2 separate regions of the Homo sapiens genome follow, and region 1 is linked to region 2. The links are chromatin loops, found by intact Hi-C in ENCODE. Cell type or tissue: adrenal gland. All regions are shown on one strand. Links, peaks and the distances in the headings refer to the core of each region. The heading gives the core; the rest is flanking DNA.

The links. A loop is a pair of places that touch in the nucleus more often than their neighbours do. Peaks named below come from ENCODE experiments on the same cell type or tissue, not always from the same donor. Only the 100,000 strongest peaks of a DNase experiment are listed, where the experiment ranks them.
Region 1: it touches region 2 in a loop (2.2-fold over the local background); 26 of 110 quality-filtered maps call a loop at or near these places.

What each region holds. Positions count from the first base shown.
Region 1 is chr1:30,959,122-30,971,076 of GRCh38, reverse strand. It overlaps PUM1 (pumilio RNA binding family member 1), which reads left to right. Exons shown (of 22, transcript NM_001020658.2): 11 at 2,585-2,723; 12 at 3,767-3,910; 13 at 4,799-5,095; 14 at 6,167-6,403. It overlaps SNORD103C (small nucleolar RNA, C/D box 103C), which reads left to right and starts at 2,840; the gene lies at 2,840-2,914. In adrenal gland, for the core only: no CTCF peak of the experiment used is centred there; DNase peaks (open chromatin) are centred at 4,101, 4,991 and 6,232; H3K27ac peaks cover 1,715 bases.
Region 2 is chr1:31,048,154-31,060,108 of GRCh38, reverse strand. PUM1 (pumilio RNA binding family member 1) reads left to right here. Exons shown (of 22, transcript NM_001020658.2): 2 at 532-905. The coding sequence starts at 543. It also overlaps the pseudogene LOC107985097. Among named protein-coding and RNA genes, the nearest start is that of PUM1, 12 kb to the left of the region's middle. RefSeq lists an enhancer at 3,132-3,632. In adrenal gland, for the core only: no CTCF peak of the experiment used is centred there; no DNase peak of the experiment used is centred there; H3K27ac peaks cover 1,523 bases.

The DNA of each region.
Region 1 (11,955 bases), core at 3,950-6,449, 89 kb after region 2:
ATTGATGAAATGAAAATATATGAATTTTGGCAGATAACTGAAGGACTTTTATTTGTAGTTAGGGGTACTGGACAGATTTCTAGAGAGTGGACAAAAAGCTAACACTGTTTTCCTTCCTTATTACAAGACTCATCAATAGTCTTAGACTACCTCTTTAGGTACCTTGTCCACTCTACCACACCTGCCCTTTCACAGAACACCTAATCAAACATAAACCTACTTCTTTATATTCTGTGAAAGCAATGCTTTCATTGTTTTTTAAAATCTTCAGCAATTTTGAACTATTAGCATTTGCCATATTTCTGTGCTTGCTATTTACTTATCCTAGAGTGAGATCTCTTCTGAGTTATTGGGTATGTAAATTCTAAGTATTTGGCAAAAATGCTTGCTATTTACTTATCCTAGAGTGAGATCTCTTTTGAGTTATTGGGTATGTAAATTCTAAGTATTTGGTAAAACTCACCTGTACAGCCCCCCGACTCTTCTATCTACGTAGTTTGAAACACACTTTCTCTTACAAAGTTGGTTAGGTTCTTTAGGTCAGAAACAAATTATATAATATCTTGATAATAGTGATTTGCTATTGGTTATTGATGATCTCCTGGGTATCAGGCAGTGTGGCTTAAACACATTATTTGAGATATTTCCAGCAAATCTGCAAGATCATTTGTTAATTCTTACTTATTACTGATATAGAAGTAAAAGATTGGGCAAATTAAGTGTCCACACATCCCTTCTTGCCAGTGTGGACAGTGTTGGTCACCTTATACTCACTTAACAAATATTTAATTGGTTATTAGTGTTGCTTCTCTTTTTACATTTTTTTTTTACCACTGGTACCAAGAATAATTTGTACCCATTTTCTTGACCATATGTCTAACTTTTATAAATAACACAGTGAAATTGAAAGTGATCTGATAAGAACTGTACACTTGACAATATGACAAAACACATTGTTAGGAACTGTAGTAATTTTAGCCTTGGTTTGTGGGTTTTGCATTTTTGCTTGCTGGAGTGTGTAGATCTTGTGAGATAGATTCTTCACATCATTCAGAATAATAATGATTGCTAGCATTTTGATGTCTGTGTTTCATTAATAAAAAGTAGATCCTTGACTGGGCTCAGTGGCTTCACACTTGTAATCCCAACACTTTGGCAGGCCAAGGCAGGTGGATTGCTTGTGCCCAGGAGTTAGAGATTAGCCTGAACAACATGGTGAGACCCTGTCTCTACAAAAAATAGAAAAATTAGCCAGGTGTGGTGGTGCATACCTGTAGTACCAGCTACTCAGGAGAGGTGGGAGCATCTCTTCAGCCTGGGATGCAGGGGTTACAGTGAGCTGAGACTGTGCCACACTACACTCCAGCCTGAGCAGCAGAGCATGGCCCTGTCTCTTCCCTGCACTCCGCGCCACCCGCCGCCCACCAAAAAAAAAAAAGTAGATCCTTTATCAGAGTGGCATAACTGGTATTCTGCACTGAACTTGACTAATGCGTATGTTTGTGGAATTTCTGAGAGGGAAATAGAAATAGTCAGGTGAGAGCCCTACCAAATCGAATCTGGTGAACTCATTTGGGGCCATGTGGACCTTGATAAATATATTAGTGTTAAAGAGGAAATATTCTCATTCCATCTTTTGTGTGCATGTGAGACTCAGTTGACTTTAAATGTGTGGGTAAATTACCCCTGTTCATCTTGTCTGGAACCCCTCCCAACCCCCATTAATACTCTTTTTTTTTCTTTTTTTTTTTTTTTTTTTTGTGTGTGTGTTTTGAAATGGAGTTTTGCTCTTTTTCCCAGGCTGGAGCGAAGTGTCTCGATCTCAGCTCACTGCAACCTCCGCCTCCCAGGTTCAAGTGATTCTCCTGCCTCATCCTCTCTCGTAGCTGGGATTATAGGCACCTGCTGCCACGCCTGGCTAATTTTTGTAGTTTTAGTAGAGACGGGGTTTTGCCATGTTGGCCAGGCTGGTCTCGAACTCCTGACCTCTGATAATCCACCTGCCTCGGCCTCCCAAAGTGCTAGGATTACAGGCGTGAGCCACCACGCCTGGCCTGTTACACTCTTTTTTTTTCTTCACCCACTTTTTGTCAGAGCACTGACATTATATAGTATGGTTTATTGTCTGTCTCATTCGTTAAAATAAAAGCTCCATGAGGACAGGGGCTTTGTCGGTCTTGTTCATTGCTCTGTCTCACTTGCCCATTTGCCACATGGTAGGCATTAAATATTTGATAACACTACCACTTGCTGATGCCAGATATTCCAAATTCATCTTTTAACTTAATTGTCACAAGAACTTTATGAGGCAGATGAGATAAAATGTTTGAATGAATGAATCATCACTTTTGTGTGCTTTTTGCTGCTTATAGAGATAATGTGTTTAAAGTAAGAATGGTAGAATGAAATTCCACTCTATGAAATGTTATTAATTGAATTTATACGCTAACAGCTGTGACATATAAAAACCATTATAGGGAAACAATTTACAATTAAGTTTTAAAAGTTGACCCAACCTGAGCATAGGGTAGGTCTTCTCCAATGAAAAGAAAGTGGTTGAGTTATTTCTGTCTTCCTTTCCCAGGTTCTCCGTGGAGGAGCCAGCCAACGTCCTTTGACCCCAAACCAGAACCAGCAGGGACAGCAAACGGATCCCCTTGTGGCAGCTGCAGCAGTGAATTCTGCCCTTGCATTTGGACAAGGTCTGGCAGCAGGCATGCCAGGTGCGGCTGCATTGTTATTCCTAATACTTTGGCAGGGAAAAAGGCTGCACGTTTGAGGTGATTACAGAGGGGAATGAGCAGTGCTTTCACCTTGCTTAGGCTTGTCATGATTTGGGGACTGGCAAGGATGATACACACTTGCCCTCACTTAGACTATAGTTCACTGATGAGAGCATTGTTCTGAGCCAGTCTTAAGTCATATTGGAGGTATCTAAATGTCCATGCAGCTTGGAATATGTGGTTTTTCCTTGGTGGATTATCTGTTTTCTGTTTCAGAATCAGGGATAGATGGAGTGGCCAAGCTAGTTTACAAGGCTTAGTCTTTATGTTGATGTTTTTGAACAGCATGATTAGTGAGAAATTTCTGGTATACCTTGATAGGGTCATCCCTTACGTTTTTAAGGTTTCTCTTAAACCAATAGTAGGGGTCCTTTTTAGCTGTCTACCTCTGAGATACATGTTTATATAGATACATCTTGAATATATGTTGTTTTTGGTTCACTGTCAGCTGGTTTGGTGCTTTGCATGGGATTAGATGTACTTTGATGTTCTACATGTGAAACAAGTCTTTGAGAGATGTCAGCGTATTTTTATGGACCTTTACTGATCATAGAGCATAGCCAATTTAACTGAGCCATTTATGAATTCAATAAATAACTTTAACCTGTTTCATTTGTTTTTTAGTTACTGAGCCTTTGTGTGTTCTTAGGAAGTCACCTGCAGTTTTTCATATGGCTTAAACTGGGATTTGGAGATTCTATCTCACATAATATTGAAAGATCATGTTATTTAAAGCCTATCTAGGTTTTTCCTGCTATTTTGCAGGATATTTGTTCTTAAATTATTATGTAGTATGAAAGTACTATGATTTTTATAATCATTTGTAGCCTCTGTTTATTCAACTATTTAAGTGATGGAGCCAGTATATAAATCTGGCCAATTCAACCTCAAAGCTGAGTTTGTGATTATTGACAATATGTTGGTGCCCAGGAGATACTTGTTTGTTTAACATATACATTTCTTTGTTGGCTTGATATTCCTAGGTTATCCGGTGTTGGCTCCTGCTGCTTACTATGACCAAACTGGTGCCCTTGTAGTGAATGCAGGCGCGAGAAATGGTCTTGGAGCTCCTGTTCGACTTGTAGCTCCTGCCCCAGTCATCATTAGTTCCTCAGCTGCACAAGCAGGTGAGCGCACATCTGAGTGGACTCCTGCCAGAGATCTAAAAGTGGCGACTGATAGTGAGATTCTTAAAGTATGTTGAAATAAACTTTTGGCAATTCTCAGTATATCGGTTCTACCCTGTAATGTTTCAAAAAGAGATCAGAAGCAATAAGTGACCTTAGTGGATTCTCCTTTTTGTTGGGGGGTTGGTGGGTTGGGGGAGGGGTGGCATGTGCCAGCTGGTTAGAAGCAAGGTCTGAAGGTCTGGCTCCACTGAGAACATAGAAGTTGCATTACTCACACAAAATGGCTTTGTTGGCAGAAATCCAAGTCATTATTTTAAGATAATTTTAGAGGAGGGGTTGTTTTTTGCCACAGGGGCAGGAGTGGAGGACGTGGGAAAGAGTAGTGAGAAGTGACAAAATAATACATTTGGTTGGGAGGAGTAATAGTTTTTTACTTTAAGTGTTTATATTTATTTATTTTTTAATTAAGAACAATAACAGGAACATCTAGAAGACAGCAGTGTGCTAAAATAGGAATTTGAAGGATGTGTATGTGCATTACATGGTTCTAGAAGAAACCCTCAACATAGATATTTATGGAATTTAAGATTTTAGGAAGTAGTTGTATTTAATGGATACATTTGATGTTTATACCCCTTTTAATCTGTATACTCTTAAAAGCAACCAGCATAGTGAACTTGTTCTAGTGGTATTTTGAGTTCAAATTGAAAGTAGAAACAGAAAATAGAAGCTTCATATGAAGGGATCAAAGACAGATTTGTATGGTTTGTGTCTGTTTTGAAAAGATAGGCAGCATTAAAAGATTTTTTGAAAAAAGATAAAAATGTAGTTTGGAAATGTGGCCAGTCCCTTTCATAGCCAAACGGTTTGCTTTCTTCTTCATAGCTGTTGCAGCAGCCGCAGCTTCAGCAAATGGAGCAGCTGGTGGTCTTGCTGGAACAACAAATGGACCATTTCGCCCTTTAGGAACACAGCAGCCTCAGCCCCAGCCCCAGCAGCAGCCCAATAACAACCTGGCATCCAGTTCTTTCTACGGCAACAACTCTCTGAACAGCAATTCACAGAGCAGCTCCCTCTTCTCCCAGGGCTCTGCCCAGCCTGCCAACACATCCTTGGGATTCGGAAGTAGCAGTTCTCTCGGCGCCACCCTGGGATCCGCCCTTGGAGGGTTTGGAACAGCAGGTAGAAATTAGACTGATATGCTCTTAAGACTGAATTTTAATTATTTTTACAATCCTTCTGGAATACTGGCAATGCATGGAACCACAGGCAGATCTGGACCAAGCCTTGTGGGAATCCAGCCATCCCACATAATCTGTGAGATGATAGACTATTGAAATCAAGTTATACAGATGGGACCTATTTCAATCCATGCTCATGTGGCTACTTACTTAATCAGTTTCTTTCAGGGATTTGAAATCTAGGGAAGATTTTTGCTGTATTTGGGAAAAATATTGAGGGAACTGTAGAAATTGATATCAAAAACTGAGGGAGGAGGACTTACTAAAGATAGCAGAGCTGAAATACTCCACAATTGAGACTGAGCCGAGTTCTTGGCCTGCAGGCCTTAAAGAGTTACAAGTTTTCTTCAGTCTTTTGAGTAGAATTTAAGGTAGACATGTGGAAAATTAGGAGGAAGGATATTAGACCAAGATATTTTTAATGTTTTGATGAAAAAAGCAGGAGTGTAGTATGGTGAATAATGGGATAATTGCAGAGATTATAAAAAACAAACAAACAAAAGTGATCCCTAAATAGAAGGGCATGTGTGAAAGAAAGTATCTTAATTGGAATTGAGGGCAGCATTAACTCTCGATTGAACCCACTGAGAAAACAGGCTTTCATATAGAAGTCTTGTGTAGTGGGGCAGTACCCCATTTACAAATCTTTTTTCTGTATCCCATTTTTCTACTTGAACCTTTTCAATTGATGAAAGGCATTCTTCTAGTCCATTTTCTTCCACCTTTTCCATAGTTCATGTGGCCGTCAGAGCTTTTTAACCCTCCCTTATCCTATAATATACGACACCATAGGAAGGTAAATTTGGCATATGTTTGATGGTCATGTTAACCTGAGCCATGTCCTCTTTATTACTTATCTGCCCCTAGTACTGCTACATTAACAGTTAGGCTGTCTCTGCTGACAAATTTGCGGTGGTAAGGAGTCTGGATCAAAGTGTTAGGAACAGGTCACTGGGCTTGTTCTTCGAAGAACAGGCCTGTTCTTATCTGCATTGTTTTAATTCCATTTTAGTTGCAAACTCCAACACTGGCAGTGGCTCCCGCCGTGACTCCCTGACTGGCAGCAGTGACCTTTATAAGAGGACATCGAGCAGCTTGACCCCCATTGGACACAGTTTTTATAACGGCCTTAGCTTTTCCTCCTCTCCTGGACCCGTGGGCATGCCTCTCCCTAGTCAGGGACCAGGACATTCACAGACACCACCTCCTTCCCTCTCTTCACATGGATCCTCTTCAAGCTTAAACCTGGGTAAGAACCATTACTCTAACACCACCTTGAACTCTAGAACTCTCTTGCCACCGATGACATTACAAGAACTTTGCATAAGCAAAGGACAGTCCCTTTATACTAGAAGTGTCCTGGGTGTTCTGTGCCTTCCGTAAATACCTCATGTTATTCAGGCTGTACCTATAGATAGTATAGCAGTTTTGGCTTTATTATAGTTTGGGTACATTCCCTGTATATTCAGTTAGCTTTAGTATGAACATTTTATTCTTTGGCTACCTGTGAGAGTATTTCAATGTAAACAATATAAACACAGGTTCATTTCAGTGAAGCTAGGAAACACAGAGACAGAATTTAATCACCTAGTATCACCACCTGAAATACCACCACAATTAATATTTTGCCTTATTTCCTTTCAAAATTTCCCCTCTGCTATATGTACATATAATATCTTGCTTTTTCACAAAAAGCATTTTATTTTTAAAATTTTGCCATATTTTAAAATATTTGTAAATATAAACTCTCAAACCATATAGTATGTTAATGAGGAGATGTATATTTCCCTATTAAATATTTAGATTGTTTTATGCATGGGATTTTAAAATATTACCATCTAGATTCTAGAAAATAGGGAGAGAAAAAGAGGATCCCAAGCAGCAGGCTATAAGAATGAAAAGAAAATTATATTACCTTTTTTTTGGTGGCAAATCTCTAAATCTTTCAGGACATGGGAGATGTTTTCTTATCTCAAGCATGGTGCATACTCCTCTCCCGCAGTTATGTATTAAGTTTAAAGTACTGATTTATTTGCTAGATGGGGAAAATTGAATGCTAGATGTAGAGTCACCATATAATGTATCATGCAAACCAGAACACTTTTGTGAGTGGAAGGGGGTGCTATGAATAATTACTTGGTGATGATAGGCCTAAATCAGGACTGTCCTGGGCAAATCAGCACATGTGGCCACTTTACCAAGAAGATTCTGTTCTTAACCAGCAAGATTAAAAGTGGCTTCATGGACTCAGAAGTGAGAACTTGACTAAAAACAAACAGGATGCCTTCGTTTGGATAGGCAGACTAGAAAGTGATTTATAAGATTCAAGAGAAGTCTGAAGTGGGTAGGGTAATAGACTTATTATTCTAGACCTAGGAGTGATAGCTTTGAGTTTGAAAGAGGCGAGTTTCAAGTCAAAACTATGTTTATATATACACATTGGCATGTGTGTGCGTATCCTGAAGTTTTATACAGTAAGAACTTTAGTTGTAGAACTCATTTTCTCAGGTTATATATGAACATCACTTTATAAAAGTTACTGTGACATTCCTGATTAGTAGGTCCATAATAGGTAGACAGGGGGATGGGGTACATTGCACAACAGTGTTTCCTAGTGACACAATGCCTGGCTTTAAACACTGGGGGTTAATGCAGAATCTGGAGAGAGCTGTCAAACTCCCAGTTTGATACGTGGCTAGAAGGAAGGAAGTAATGTTCACTGACCTGGCATTTACCTGCTGGTGTTAATGGTTTTGGGTCCTGTACATACAACACTGGAAGGTATAGGTATTATTTCGTGTCTCAGGACTTAAATATCTTGCCTAGCCTGTGTCATCTCAGATTTGAACAGATTTAGAATCAAGCCTTTTCGACTCCAAAGCATGCAGTTTCAGTGTATATCCTGTTACATGATGTACTCAGGATATCTTGAACCAGTCCATTACCAAATCCAGAAATATGTATCTTTTAATTTCTTGGTTTAAAAACATGTGAACTATGTCATCCCATACTACATACTAAATAAACTGAACCTGCTAAGTTTTTTTTTCATAAAGAGCCAGATAGTAAATGTTTTAGGTTTTATAGGCCAGATGGTGTCTGTAGTGAATATTTAACTCTGCTGTTGAAGTGTGAAAGCAACCACAGACAAAATGTAAATGAGTGAATACGTAGCTATCTTCTAATAAAACCTTATTTATAAAAATAGATGGGCCAGGCATGATGGCTCACATCTGTAATCCCAGCACTTTGGGAGGCCGAGGTGGGCAGATCACTTGAGGTCAGGAGTTCAAGACCAGTCTGGCCAACATAGTGAAGCCCCGCCTCTACCAAAAAATACAAAAATTAGCCAGGCATGGTGGCGTGTGCCTGTAGTCCCAGCTGCTTGGGAGGCTGAGGTGGGAGAATTGCTTGAACCTGGGAGACAGGCTGCAGTGAGCTGAGATCGTGCCACTGCGCTCCAGCCTGAGCAACAGAGTAAGACCCTGTCTCAAAACAAAATAAGATAAAATAAAATAAAAAGCTGTGGTTCCTTGGTGCGTGGAAATGGAGCCAGAAATACTACTTTCATGCATGATACCTTTCCTCTTTCTAAAGCATCAGCAATTTAATGTAATACTACCTCTTAATTTTTGTTTTCCCTGTGAAGAAGGAAATAACTATTAGTGTGAGTTATTTCTTGTCAAATGACTTGTTGCCTGCCTAGTTTTATGTTTAACATAACTTCTCTTTGGAAACATTCACCTTGTTCAAGCAGTTTTTTAGTGTACATTTGCACTGGACTTCTGTTGTGTGTAGTGCATGTTTCGTACATGCCATTCCTGAGGAACTCTTTGTCTCAGTACAGCTTTGCCTCAGCTCAGTCTGTTTCCTCGAGAAAGTAGAGGTGTGCTACTTGGTTTCTAACAATCTCCATACAAAGGCCTTAAAGACATTTTAGTATAAGAAACATAACATTTCTTTCTGGCCCACACCTAATATAGCTTCTGTTGTTAATACTACTTCACTGCTGCCACCAGCCATCAGCAGTGATGAGCAGCCATACTAAGCATTTTATATTCATTGTGTTGAATACTCAAAAGAACCCTTCACCCCTTAAAATTCAGCGTGGCTTAATTAATATTGCTAATGATATCGACCACAAAACTAGTGTTTGAATGCGCACATCAGCCTATATCTCGTGTGGATCTTTTCCCCATCTTGTCTTTTTTACACTTTGTCCCAGGAGGCAGATATGTGTTAGTATCTTTTAACAAAATCAGTGACCTGTTTAGTAATTTTTCCTATTATTTTTTTAAAAATCACTTATTGAGTGGCATGGTTTTTCATTACTGATTGTTTAAAGTTCAGACTAAAAACAAACCTTTTTGAGTTCTATTCCCCCCCGTTTTTATTGTTTGGGACAGGGTCTTGCTCTGTTGCCCAGACTGGAATGCAGTGGTGCTATCATAGCTCACTGTAACCTCAAACTCCTGGGCTCAAAGGATCTTTCCACCCCAGCTTCCCAAGTAGCTGGTACTGTAAGCACACACCACCACACCCAGCTAATTAAAATAATTTTTTTTTTTTTTTTTTTGTAGAAACTAAGTCTTGCTATGTTGGTCAGGGTGGTCTCGAACTCCGGGCCTCCAGTGATCCTCTTGCCTTGGCCTCTCAAAGCACTAGGATTACAGATGTGAGCTACTATTCCTGGCTCCTTTTTTTCTTTATTTTATTTTATTTATTTTTTTGAGATAGAGTTTCACTCTGTGGCCCTGGTTGGAATGCAGTGGCGTGATCTCGGCCCACTCCAACTTCTGCCTCCCGGTTCAAGTGATTCTCCTGCCTCAGCCTCCCAAGTAGCTGGGATTACAGGCACGTGCCACCATGCCCAGCTAATTTTTTATTTTTAGTAGAGATGGTGTTTTACCATGTTGGCCAGGCTGGTCCCTTTTTTTTTTCATTTTTAAAATGTTGTCTTTTAAAATGCACTAGTTTTTTATTTTGATGAGGTCCAGTTTATCTTGGTTTTGGAATAGTATCGAAGAAATCTTTGCCTAACTCAAACTCTTGGGGGAATATTTTCTCATGTTTTGCTCTAAAAAAATTTATTGTTTTATCTCTTAAATATAAGTCTGTGATCCATTTTGAGTTAATTTTGGGTGTCAGGTCAGGGTTCATCTTTTTGCACATGCATTTCTAGTTGTCCTAGCACCATTTTCCTTTGTAATTTTGGTGTGCAGGTCTTGCACTGCTTCTGTTAAATTTATTCCTAACTGGATATATTTTTGATGCTATTACAAATAGAATTATGTTCCGGTTTTATCTTTTGATAGACTATTGCTTGCTTATGGAAATACAATTGGTTTTTGTATATTGATCTTATATACTGTGGCCTCGCTGTAGTTGTTTATTAGTAGTTCTAATGGTTTTTGGGTGGATTCTGTAGGATTTTCTACATATAAGATCATATCATCTTAAGAATAAAAGCCATTTCCCAATCTGGATGACTTTTCTTTTTCTTGTCTGATTGCACTGTGTAGAACCTCCAGGACAGATTGAGAATCCCAAGTCAAAAATCTGAAATGCTGCAAAACCCAAAACATTTTTGAGCATCAACAAAGTCTTTGTTGAAAGTTAACAAAGCTCAAAGGAAATGCTCATTGGAGCATTTAGAATTTTTGATTTTCATATTAGGATGCTCAGCTGGTAGATATAATTCACGTATTCCAAAATCTGAAAGACTTTGAAATCTGAAACACTTCTGGTCCCAAGTACTTTGGATAAAGGGTACTCAACCTGGACTGTGTTAAATGGAAGAAATAAGAGCACACATCTTTCCCTTGTTCCTGATCTTGGCAGGGGGTGGAGGTAAAGTGTTTGTCTTTTACCATTAAGCATAATCACAGTTGGTTTTTAGTAGATGCCCTTTATTAGGTTGAGAAAGTTTCCTTCTAGCCTAAGTTTATTGAGAGTTTTTGTTGCAAATGGGTTTTAGTTTTTGTCAAGTGTTTTTTATGCCCTTTTTTTTTTTTTTGAGCTGGAGTCTTGGTCTGTCTCCCAGGGTGGAGTGCAATGGTGCAATCTCGGCTCACTGCAACCTCTGCCCCCTGGGTTCACACCATTCTCCTGCCTCAGCTTCCCAAGTAGCTGGGACTATAGGCGCCCACCACCACGCCCGGCTAATTTTTTGTATTTTTTGTAGAGATGGGGTTTCACAGTGTCAGCCAGGATGGTCTCGATCTCCTGACCTCATGATCTGCCTGCCTTGGCCTCCCAAAGTGTTGGGATTACAGGTGTGAGCCATCTCGCCCGGCCATTTTTTCTGCATTAATTGACGATCATGTGGCTTTTATCCTGTATTCCGTGAATGTGGTATGTTACATTAATTGATTTTCAGATATTAATCCAATCCTGCATTCCAGATATACATCTTAACTGACCATCATGTGGCTTTTATCTTGTATTCTGTGAATGTGGTATGTTACATTAATTGATTTTCAGATATTAATCCAACTGCATTCCAGATATACATCTTACTTTGGTCATGTTCGATTTGGTGTGTTTGTATTTTTGTTGAGGATTTTTGAATCTGTATTAATGAAGGATGTGTGTTTTTCTTTCTCGTGAGGTGTGTGTTGTGGCTTGGTGTCAGGGTGATACTGACCTCATAGCATGAAATTCGAAGTGTACCATCCCTCTCTGTTTTCTGGAAGAGTTTGTGGAGTACTAGCATTATTTCTTTAAACATTTGATAAACTTGACCAGGTAAGCCAGTCTTAGCCTGGGCATTTATTTGTAGTAAGATTTTTACTTAACCCA
Region 2 (11,955 bases), core at 3,903-6,402:
CCGGAGGCCGAGGTGGGTAGATCACCTGAGGTCGGGAGTTCGAGACCAGCCTGGCCAACATGGTGAAACCCCGTCTTTACTAAAAATACAAAAAATTAGCCACCCGTGGTGGTGGGCGCCTGTAGTACCAGCTACTCAGGAGGCTGAGGCAGGAGAGTCGCTTGAGTCTAGGAGGCGGAGGCTGTAGTGAGCCGAGATCGCGTCATTGCACCCTAGCCTGGGCAACAGGGGCAAAACTCTTGTCTCAAAAAAAAAAAAGCTTTTGTTCATTTAAAAACTGTCAGTTGGTTTGAGGTATAAGTAAGTTGGGTAGACTGATAGAAGTCTAATTCTGTATTGCTATGTGTTGGTTAACAACATAAACTTCTCTGAAGTGGTAGTATTGAGTTCTGATCCCAATACCTTGCCAGAGTGCATGCCACCAACGACATTTATTTATTGTAAAAGACATGGGGTTCATGTTTTTATCTTAGTGTGTTTTATGTTTCAAAAGATGGAAATATTAAATATTTGTAACCTGTTTGTCCTTAGGTGTTGGTGGAATGAGCGTTGCATGTGTCTTGAAGAGAAAAGCAGTGCTTTGGCAGGACTCTTTCAGCCCCCACCTGAAACATCACCCTCAAGAACCAGCTAATCCCAACATGCCTGTTGTTTTGACATCTGGAACAGGGTCGCAAGCGCAGCCACAACCAGCTGCAAATCAGGCTCTTGCAGCTGGGACTCACTCCAGCCCTGTCCCAGGATCTATAGGAGTTGCAGGCCGTTCCCAGGACGACGCTATGGTGGACTACTTCTTTCAGAGGCAGCATGGTGAGCAGCTTGGGGGAGGAGGAAGTGGAGGAGGCGGCTATAATAATAGCAAACATCGATGGCCTACTGGGGATAACATTCATGCAGAACATCAGGTAAAAAAAAGTTCACTATTTTAGCTTTGACATTCCTTTATAATCACTGTCCACTTAGGATATCTGCTTTCAATGAATGTCTTTAAAAACTTAAATTGCTGATTTCATTTGGTACAAACAGTTACTTGTTATAAAGGTTGATCATTGTAATACTGTTACTGGGTCATTTATCATTCTGGTGCTAAATAGTAAATAGCCAATTCATTCATTCATTCATTCATTTGAGACAGAGTCTTGCTCTGTCACCCAGGCTGGAGTGTAGTCGCCTGATCTCGGCTTGATCTCGGCTCACTGCAGCTGCTGCCTCCCAGGTTCAAGCAGTTCTCCTGCCTCAGCCTCCTGAGTAGCTGGGACTACAGGTGTGCACCACCACGCCTGGCTGATTATGTATTTTCAGTAGAAACAGGGTTTCACCATGTTGTCCAGGCTGGCCTCGAACTCCTGACCTCAAGTGATCTGCCCGCTTCGGCCTCCCAAAGTGCTGGGATTACAGTTGTGAGCCACCCACGCCCGGCCTATAGAATGCATTTTTTTTTTTTTTTAAGACGGAGTCTCACTCTTTTGCCCAGGCTGGAGTGCACTGGCGCGATCTCTGCTCACTGCAAGCTCCGCCTCCCAGGTTCATGCCATTCTCCTGCCTCAGCCTCCCGAGTAGCTGGGACTACAGGTGCCCGCACCATGCCTGGCTAATTTTTTGTATTTTTTTTGGTAGAGACGGGGTTTCACTGTGTTAGCCAGGATGGTCTCTATCTCCTGACCTCGTGATCCACCCATCTCGGCCTCCCAAAGTGCTGGGATTACAGGCGTGAGCCACTGCGCCCGGCCTACAACGCATTTTTAAGAACACTTTTTTTGGAACAAAGGATTCTTTTTTTTACTGTTGACATAAGAACTGCTAGGGTTGTTTATAGGATAGATACATATTTTTGAATCTTTTCTCTTGGGTGTGGGTGACTTGATTTTAAGATGTTGTAGTTGAAAGTAGGGGGAAGTTGATAACATCAGCTGCTCAAGTGAAATTTATTTGAAATGGGACTGATATATTGTGTCAGAGAGAAGTGGTTGTGGCTTTTAGGTTTTAACCACCTTTGTCCTCTTGTTATTGTTTAATTTTTAATTTTAACATGTTCAGTCTTATTAATCTAAAACCATAGTGGGAATCATAGCATATTTTACTGAGAAGAGAGGTTAGCCTTATCCATGTTTCCTGATTTCTTGATAATGACCAACCAAAAGATTAGACTGTTTTGATCAGGGTATTCTTTGAAATTGGGTATAGGTTGAATTTGGAAAGGTTCATTTTGTGTCACCCGTCAGTACTGATTAGCGAGAACTGACATTTTTCATTAGGCTTCTAGTGCTTCTGTTTTACTTCAGAAAAAATCAGGTACAAACATACCTGCAAGTCTGATTTTATTATACTTCCTCTGATCCCCCCAAAAGTGAACCATAGTTGTTTTTTTTTTTTTTTTTTTTTTTGAGATGGAGTCTCGCTCTGTCGCCCAGGCTGGAGTGCAGTGGCACAATCTCGGCTCACTGCAACCTCCCCCTCCCAGGTTTAAGCAATTCTCCTGCCTTACCTTCCCGAGTAGCTGGGATTACAGGCACCCACCTCCATACCTGGCTAATTTTTGTATTTTTAGCAGAGAGAGGGTTTCACCATGTTGGCCGGGCTGGTCTTGAACTCCTGACCTCATGTGATCCACCTGCCTCAGCCTCCCAAAGTGCTGGGATTACGGGTGTGAGCCACCATGCCCAGCCCTTTTTTTTTTTTCTTTTTCTTTTTTTTTTTTTTTTTGAGACAAGGTCTGGCTCTGTCATCCAGGCTGGAGTGTGGTGATATGATGATATTGGCTCACTGCAACCACGGTCTCCCTGGTTCAAGCGATCCTCCCACCTCAGTCTCCTGAGTAGCTGGGACTACAGGTTTGCAACACTACACCCGGCTACTTTTGTATTTTTTGTAGAGACGGGGTTTTGCCATGTTGGCCAGGCTCTACTTTGAGCCCAGGCTCACAGTGATCCACCTGCCTTGGACTCCCAGAGTGCTGGGATTGCAAGTGTGAGCTACTGCATCTGACCAGTTCTTTACTATAGTCGAAACAAAGACAGGCTGGGTGCAGTGGCTCATGCCTGTAATCCCAGCACTTTGGGAGGCCGAGGTGGGTGGATCACCTGAGGTAAGGAGTTTGAGACCAGCCTGACCAACATGGTGAAACCCTGTCTCTACTAAAAATGCAGAAATTAGCCAGGCGTGGTGGCGCATGCTTGTAATCCCAGCTACTTGGAAGGCTGAGGCAGGAGAGTCACTTGAACCTGGGACAGGGAGTTTGCAGTGAGCTGAGATCTTGCCATTGCACTCCAGCCTAGGCAATGGGTGAAACTCCATCTCAAAAAATAAAGTAAAAAATTAGCTGGGCGTGGGGGCACATGCCTGTGTTTCCAGCTGCTTGGGAGCCTGAGGTGGAAGGATTGCTTGAGCGTGGGTGGCAGAAGTTGCAGTGAACAGAGATCATGCCACTGCACTTCAGCCTGGGCAACAGAGTGGGACCCTGTCTCAAAAAAAAAAAAAAAAAAAAAAAAAAAAAAAAAAAGAAAAGAAAAGGAAGGTTTTCAGCTGTAAGGCTGAAAGAAGGCTCACCCCTGCAATCTCAACACTTTGGGAGGTCAAGGCAGGTGGATCACCTGAGGTCAGGAGTTCAAGACCAGCCTGGCCAACATGGTGAAACCCCGTCTCTACTAATAATACAAAAAAATTAGCCTGGCATGGTGGTGCACACCTGTAATCCCAGCTCCTCGGGAGGCTGAGGCAGGAGAATCGCTTGAACCCGGGAGGTGGAGGTTGCAGTGAGCAGAGATCACACCATTGCACTCCAGCCTGAGTGACAAGAGCGAAACTCTGTCTCCAAAAAAAGAAAAAAGAAAGATTTTCTCTTTCTTTGGGATGAAGATATGCACAGAATTTGGTGATTGAATTAGAAATCTTATATCCTGGAAAGATGAAGTAATGGAGGAAAAGTACAGAGTGCCTCTGGTTTGGGACACAGTGATTACATTTGATAGGACACCTGTTGAGTTTGAGGTAGAAGCAGAATATCTGGGTGTATACTGTAGGCAGCTCTACCTGTAGCAGGAAATCAAGGTAGGAGGTATTTGATTTGGGTGGCATCTGTGTAGTGGGGCAAAAACAAACCCTGTAATCTCTGTACTATTTGGCTAAATGTTATTCAAAAATCATAAACATTGGTTTTTTAAAATCTGTAATAAAGATCTATAAGATCTTTTGTTGTGTTTCCTAATGATAGACTGATGGGTGGAAGCTGAAAGGAGAGTCAAGGTGCCTGGCAGGTTCTTTGCTAGGTGAGCAAATCAAACTCTAGGTCAGTCCTTGGCAGAGCTCTAAGATCTGATTATTGCTGTGCAAGTTAAGAAGCGTTTATTGAAGGCTTACTCAGGCCTCTGTCTTACACTGAGCCCTATCATAAGGAATCACATCTGACTTACTGAGCAGTTTTATCCAGGTCAGTTAGCAAACTTGAGTTAATAATAGTAAATGGCAAAACCTGTTTCCCACTCAGGTGGCCTAAACCAGTGACCTTGGAATTGGCATTCATCATTACAACACAATTCTTTGGGCTGGACGCATGAAATAATGAACAACGTTGGGGAACTCAGGGTAGTTGGTATATTGCAGTTGTGGACCACCCACAGGTTACTTTTCTGTAGTCATTATAGTGTATTGTACTGGTTTTAGTGTTGTTCTCACCTTCTGGACTGAACTATTCTAGATCAGAGACTTGTGTTTTTCATGCCCCTTTTCCAGGAGGTATTATGAAACTTTCGTGTTGATTGAATGAGGGAAGACGAGAGGTTCTTCAGTTTTGCGCTCAGGTAAAGGAGTGGGTCTTACAGCTCAGTCATCCTGCTGGGAAACACATGGCAACAGGTAGAGGCCACTTGATAGGCAGCTGTGCTAAGGGTAGCATAATTGAAGAGCAAAGGGGCACATCTCTAGGTGGAGAATCTCTGCCCTTATTAGCCACTGTTACGGATAGGAGGTGTAAGAGGGTGCCTGATCTGTCATGTGGGTCAGAGTGAAAAAGAGGTTGAGAACCACTGATGATAACGGAAATATTTATATGTTCTAGGCATTGGGCTATTGTATTTCCTATATATAATCCTTACAGCAATCCTATGAAGGAGATAAATACCCTTTTTTGAAAAGTGAGAAACTGAGGCTTTGTTACCAGGTAATACCTGGTTTTTGAAATCAGTCTTTGATTCCAGTGTCCACGTTCTAGATCTGTTTCTGCTTCCCTAGGCAAGATAAACCAGACAAAACTGTGCAACCAAGTGGCACATTACAGGGCCAAAGAATTGTTTTGCCATAATTTTGCTTGAAATTTAGAGACTGTAAACTTAATAATGAGATGAATACAAATGTTGACCATTCTCCTATAATTGCAGGAGTACTTGCCCCCAACTCCCAAAAGCAGTAATGGTAAAGTCCATTTTTCTTCAGTTCTGTTTTTTATTACATATGTGTTCTAAGTGGTAATGTGGATGGAAAATTATCTCTGTAGAGACAGAATGACTCAATATAAAGTGATCCTATTGCCAGCTCATTCTACCCTACCACTGGGCCTTTTTTTTTTTTTTTTTTTTTTTAGTGGCCCTTTGGCATAATGGAACAAAGTTTGAGATCGAATTGGCAGGATGCTTTCACTAGTGAACTAGCGAAGTAAAGAATATCACAGGCTGTGATGCCAGTAGCATTGGAGGGAGGGGAACTCTTTGTCATGCCAGGTACTTTATTTCTCTCGTAATTACTCCCATTTAAGAGCAATTGCTTTTACACTTTTTTCTTTTTATTTATTGAGACAGGGTTTCACTCCTGTTGCCGAGGCTGGAGTGCAATGGGCACCATCTAGGCTCACTGCAACCTCTGCCTCCTCGGCTCAAGCGATTCTTCTGCCTTAGCCTCCCTATCCTGGGACCACAGGCACACGTCACAACACCTAGCTCATCTTTGTATTTTTTGTAGAGGTGGAGTTTTGCCATGCTCAGGCTGGTCTCAAACTCCTTTTTTTTTTTTTTTTTTTTTTTTTTTGAAATAAAGTCTTGCTCTGTAGTCCAGGCTGGAGTGCAGTGACGCGATCTCAGCTCACTGCAACCTCCGCCTCCTGGGTTCAAGTGATTCTCCTGCCTCAGTCTCCCCAGTAGCTGGGACTACAAGTGTGCACCACCACGCCCGGCTAATTTTGTATTTTTAGTAGAAACAAGGTTTCACCATGTTGGCCAGGCTAGTCTCGAACTCCTAACCTCAGGTGATCCACCTGCCTCGGCCTCCCAAAGTGCTGGGATTATAGGCATGAGCCACCGTTCCTGGGCCACTTGTATACTTACATTAAAAAGTTTTTCATTTTTTGGCTGGACGCAGTGGCTCACACCTGTAATCGCAGCACTTTGGGAGGCTGAGGAGGGTGGATAGTTTGAGCCCCCAGGAGTTCGAGAGCAGCCTGGACAACATGGTGAGATCATGTCTCTACAAAATATACAGAAATTAGCCAGGCATGGTGGCGCTGTGCCTGTGGTCCCAGCTACTTGGAGGGCTGAGGTAGGAGGATCACTTGAGCCCAGGAGACGTAGGTTGCAGTGAGCCGAGATTGTGCCACTGCACTCCATTTTGGGTGACAGAGTTGAGACCCTGTCTCAAAAAAAAAAAAAGGCCTCCCAAAGTGCTGGGATTACAGGCGTGAGCCACTGCGCCCGGCAGAGAGCCCTCATTTTTGGGCCAAACTGAGGTCTTCGGAGGGAAGTGAGGGAAAGAAGTCTCATGAAAAAAATTTTTTTTTTTTTTTTGCCTGTAAAATTATACCCATAGTATACAATTAAGATAATGTGGACTGGGCGTGGTGGCTCACGCCTGTACTCCCAGCACTTTGGGAGGCTGAGGCAGGTGGATCACGAGGTCAGGCGTTTGAGACCAGCCAACATGGTGAAACCCTGTCTCTACTAAAAATACAAAAATTAGCCAGGTGTGGTGGCACGTGCCTGTAATCCCAGCTACTCAGGAGAGGCAGGAAAATCGCTTGAATCGGGGGCAGAGGTTGCAGTGAGCCGAGATCCCGCCACTGCATTCCAGCCTGGGTGACAGAGGGAGACTCTGTCTCAAAAAAAAAAAAAGATGATGGATATTGGGCCAGGCGTGGTGGCTTATGCCTGTAATCCCAGCACTTTTGGAGGCCGAGGTGGGCGGATCAGTTGAGGCCAGGAGTTCGAGACTAACCTGGGCAACATGATGAAACCCCGTGTCTACTAAAAATACAAAAATCAGCCGGGCGTCGTGGCGCGTTACTGTAATTCCAGCTGCTCGAGAGGCTGAGGCATGAGAATTGCTCTAACCCGGGAAGCAGGGCAGAGGTTGCAGTGAGCTGAGATCGCACAACTGCACTCCAGCCTGGGCGACAGAGCAAGGCTCTGTCTCAAAAAAAAAAAAAAAAGATAATGGATATGGAGCAAAATACTAGAAAATAAAGCTGGGTACATTGGCTCCTGCCTCTAATCCCAGATACTCAGGAGGCTGGGTCAGGAGGGTTGCTTGAGGCCAGGAGTTTGAGACCAGCCTGGGCAATATAGTGAGACACTGTATCTACAATAAAAAGGAAAAAAATTAGCTGGGCATGGTGGCATATGCCTGTAGTCCTACTCAAGGGAGGATCACTTGAGCCCAGGGAGTTCAGGCACTCCAGCCTGTGTGACAGTGAGATCCTGTCTCTTTGAAAAGAAAAAAAAAATGAAAAAAAGGAAATTTAAAAAACAAATACTAGGAAACACTAGACACATCTTCCCACCCAAATGAGTTATGTATTTGAAAATGTTACTCATTTTGGGCTGGGCACGGTGGCTCATGTCTGTAATCCCAGCACTTTGGGAGGCCGAGGCAGGCGGATCACGAGATCAGGAGATCGAGACCATCCTGGCTAACACGGTGAAACCCTGTCTCTACTAAAAATATGAAAAATTAGCCGGGTGTGGTGGTGGGCGCCTGTAGTCCCAGCTACTCGGGAGTCTGAGGCAGGAGAATGGCATGAACCCGGGAGGTGGAGCTTGCAGTGAGCCAAGATCGCACCACTGCCCTCCAGCCTGGGCGACAGAGCAAGACTCCGTCTCCAAAGAAAAAAAAAAGTTACTTATTTTGACAGTAATTTTTATACCTTTAGATTTTTTTCTTTCCTGAATAACATTGAAAATTTCATTACTAAAAGCCTAAGGTCAAGTCTTTGACTTGAGAGTGTTTTATTCTTGTATTGTGAAATCTGTTTTCTCTGTAAACTGCTGTGGGATAGATAAACTGGTTGATGAAATAGGGCAAAAAAATTAAAGTCGATTGGTTGAACTGTAGCCTCTGTACTGGATTATGAGGGACAGAGGTAGAAGCTTTGCCCTGGGGGAAGGGAAATTTGGAGGACAGTTCCACAGAGCTTACCCACTTTGCTTGCACTCTTTTAGCACTAGGATATATCAGTATCCATCATAGATTGACAGCCTATAGGAGATAATTCCAGAGAACCAGGCAAAAAAAAAAAATCAGTGGGTGAGGCCAGGTGCAGTGGCTCATACCTATAATCCCAGCACTTTGGGAGGCCAAGGCAGGCGGATCACCTGAGGTCAGGAGTTGGAGACCAGCCTGACCAACATGGAGAAACCCCATCTCTACAAAAAATACAAAATTAGTGGGGCGTGGTGGCGCACGCCTGTAATCCCAGCTACTTGGGTGGCTGAGGCAGGAGAATTGCTTGAACCTGGGAGGCAGAGTTTGCGGTGAGCCGAGATTGTGCCATTGCACTCCACTCTGGGCAACAAGAGCGAAATGCCGTCTCAAAAAAAAAAAAAAAAAATTCAGTGGATGAATATATTTTGACTCCACTTGTACCTTCTTTTTCTTTCACTTGGTGTGGCCATCTTAACAATGATATTCTGATACCCACCCCTGACATGTCAACCAGTCTTACTCTTCAGTGCTGTTAGTCTTTTTTTTTTTGAAGGGTTTTAAAAATTTTATTTTTATTATGTATTAAAAAAGAGCTATCATGGTTTCTTTCATTGGGGTGGATGCCTTGGATAATCCATTCAAGGAAGATCACTTCGTCCAACTTAATGCAGCCCAATTTAATGAAACCCATTTTCTTCGCTTACTGACAGAAACACTGGTGGGGCATATTGAGGCCGTAATTTGGATCAGATCTTGCTGGTCTGAGCATACGCAACAAGAGAGAGAACCCTGGCTGAATTTTTGCGAGTGGCTCCAGTAGAGCTGCTGGTGACCCATCTTGCTCTCAGGAGTGCAGTGAGACAAAAGGAAAGAGCTCCAGTTAATTTTTATACCTTGTAATTAACAGGGACTACTATGTTAAACTGGGAGGGAGCCCAAGTATTTCCCAAACTGGGGAGTCTTGACATTCCCTAGAAATGTCTTTCTGTTGTACCTGCTGATGGACTCTCTTAGACAATGAATCTTGTCTACCTGGGTAGATTGCCTTAGCATTTGTGCTAGTAGCATTTGGTTAACATGTTAAAGCTGAATAATCCATCTTTCATATTTTGTTTCTCTTACACATGTACTCTTAGAGCCTTTTCATTATGCTCAGAATTCACAAGGCTTAACATTATGTGCTTGGTCAAAGGAATCATCAGCAGGCCTTCTTCAACTATAACTTTTTCTTTTTTTTGAGACAGAGTCTCACTTTGTCACCCACTGGCACTATCTAGGCTCACTGAAACCTCTGCCTCCTTTGTACAAGCAATCTGGTGCCTCAGCCTCCTGAGTAGCTGGGATTACAGGGGTGTACCACCATGCCTGGCTAATTTTTGTATTTTTAGTAGAGACAGGGTTTCACAATGTTGTCCAGGCTGGTTTTAAACTCCTGGTCTCAAGCAGTCCTCGCACCTTGGCCTCCCAAAGTACTGAGATTAAAAGTGTGAGCCACGTACCTGGCCTGACTATAATTTTAACCTAGCCTGATTATAACTTTAAGAATTACCTTGTTCCAGTGTAAACAAAAGAAGTTCGGCTGGTTGCAATTGGCTCACGCCTGTAATCCCAGCACTTTGGGAGGCTGAGGTGGGCGGATCACCTGAGGTCAGGAGTTTGAGACCAGCCTGGCCAACATGGTGAAACCCCGTCTCTACTAAAAAATACAAAAATTAGCCAGGTGTGTTGGCGGGTGCCTGTGGTCCCAGCTACTTGGGAGGCTGAGGCAGGAGAATCACTTGAACCTGGGAGGCGGAGATTGCAGTGAGCTGAGATTGCACCACTGCACTCCAGCTTGGGCGACAGAGCAAGACTCTGTCTCAAAAAAAAAAAAAAAAAAAAAAAAGGAAGTTCAGTCAGATGCTCTTCTCTAATGCTGAATGGTACTTGATTATATATGCCTCTGAAATGGCAACTTGTAGAGATATTTATGATGTATCTTTACCTTGTTTAATTTTAGAAGGTTTTTTAAATTTAATTTTATTTTTTTGAGATGGAGTTTCATCCTTTCACCTAGGCTGGAGAGAAGTGGCAGGATCTCAGATCACTGCAACCTCTTCCTCCTGGGTTCAAGCAGTTCTCCTGCTTCAGCCTCCCAAGCAGTTGGGATTATACGTGTCCACTACCATGCCTGGCTAATTTTTTTTTTTTTTTGAGACGGAATCTTGCTCTGTTGCCCAGGCTGGAGTGCAATGGCGCGATCTTGGCTCACTGCAACCTCTGCCTCCTGGGTTCAAGCACTTCTTGTGCCTTAACTTCCTGAGTAGCTGGGATTACCGGCACATGCTACCATGCCCGGCTACTTTTTCTGTTTTTAGTAGAGACAGGGTTTCACCATGTTGGCCAGGCTGGTCTCGAACTCCTGACCTCAAGTGATCCACCTGCCTCAGCCTCCCAGAGTGCTGGGATTATAGGCATGAGCCACCGCCCCCAGCCAATTTTTGTAGTTTTTTGTTTTTTATTTTTTCAGACAGAGTTTCGCTGTCACCCAGACTGGAGTGCAGTGGCACAATCTCGGCTCACTGCAACCTCCTCCTCCCAGGTTCAGGTGATTCTCCTGCCTCAGCCTCCTGAGTAGCTGGGATTATAGGCATGTGCCATCATGCCAGCTCATTTTTGTATTTTTAGTAGAGACGGGGTTTTGCCATATTGGCCAGGCTGGTCTTGAGCTCCTGACCTCAGGTGATCTACCCGCCTCAGCCTCCCAAAGTACTAGGATTACAGGCGTGAGCCACTGCGCCCGGCCTCAAAAGGTTTTTGATGTGAAATTAGTAAAATTGTATGATAGGTGGTAGTGAGATGTGACTATGGGAATAAAAGGTCATGATAGGAAAATAAATTGGAGTAAAGTTAGAAATATGCACCAGAATAATGGGTTATAGAATTTACCCTGATGGGCCGGGCATGGTGGCTCAAGCCTGTAATCGCAGCACTTTGGGAGGCCGAGGCAGGCGGATCATGAGGTCAGGAGATTGAGACTGTCCTGGCTAACACAGTGAAACCCCGTCTCTACTAAAAATACAAAAAATTAGCTGGGCATGGTGGCACGCGCCTGTAGTCCCAGCTACTTGGGAGGCTGAGGCAGGAGAATTGCTTGAACTTGGGAGGCGGAGGTTGCAGTGAGCCGAGATCGCACCATTGCACTCCAGCCTGGGCGACAGAGCGAGACTCCATCTCAAAAAAAAAATAAAAAAAATAAAAATAAAAAGAAAAAAGAAAAAAGAATTTACCTTGATGGTCCTGGTGGCTAAAGAAAAGAGGAAAGCATAATGATTCCTGAGATTCTTACTTAGAGGAAAAAACAGCAGTTAGGGAGAGTTGTGTTTGGAATTTCAGTTATAGATGTGGTTGAAGTGCTTTGTAAACTGTAAAGTAATAAGATTTTTTTTATTTCTTTTTTTTATTTTTTATTTTATTTTATTTTATTGTTTTTGAGACAGTCTCGTTCTGTTGCCCAGGCTGGAGTGCAGTGGCGCGATATCAGCTCACTGCAAGCTCTGCCTCCTGGGTTCATGT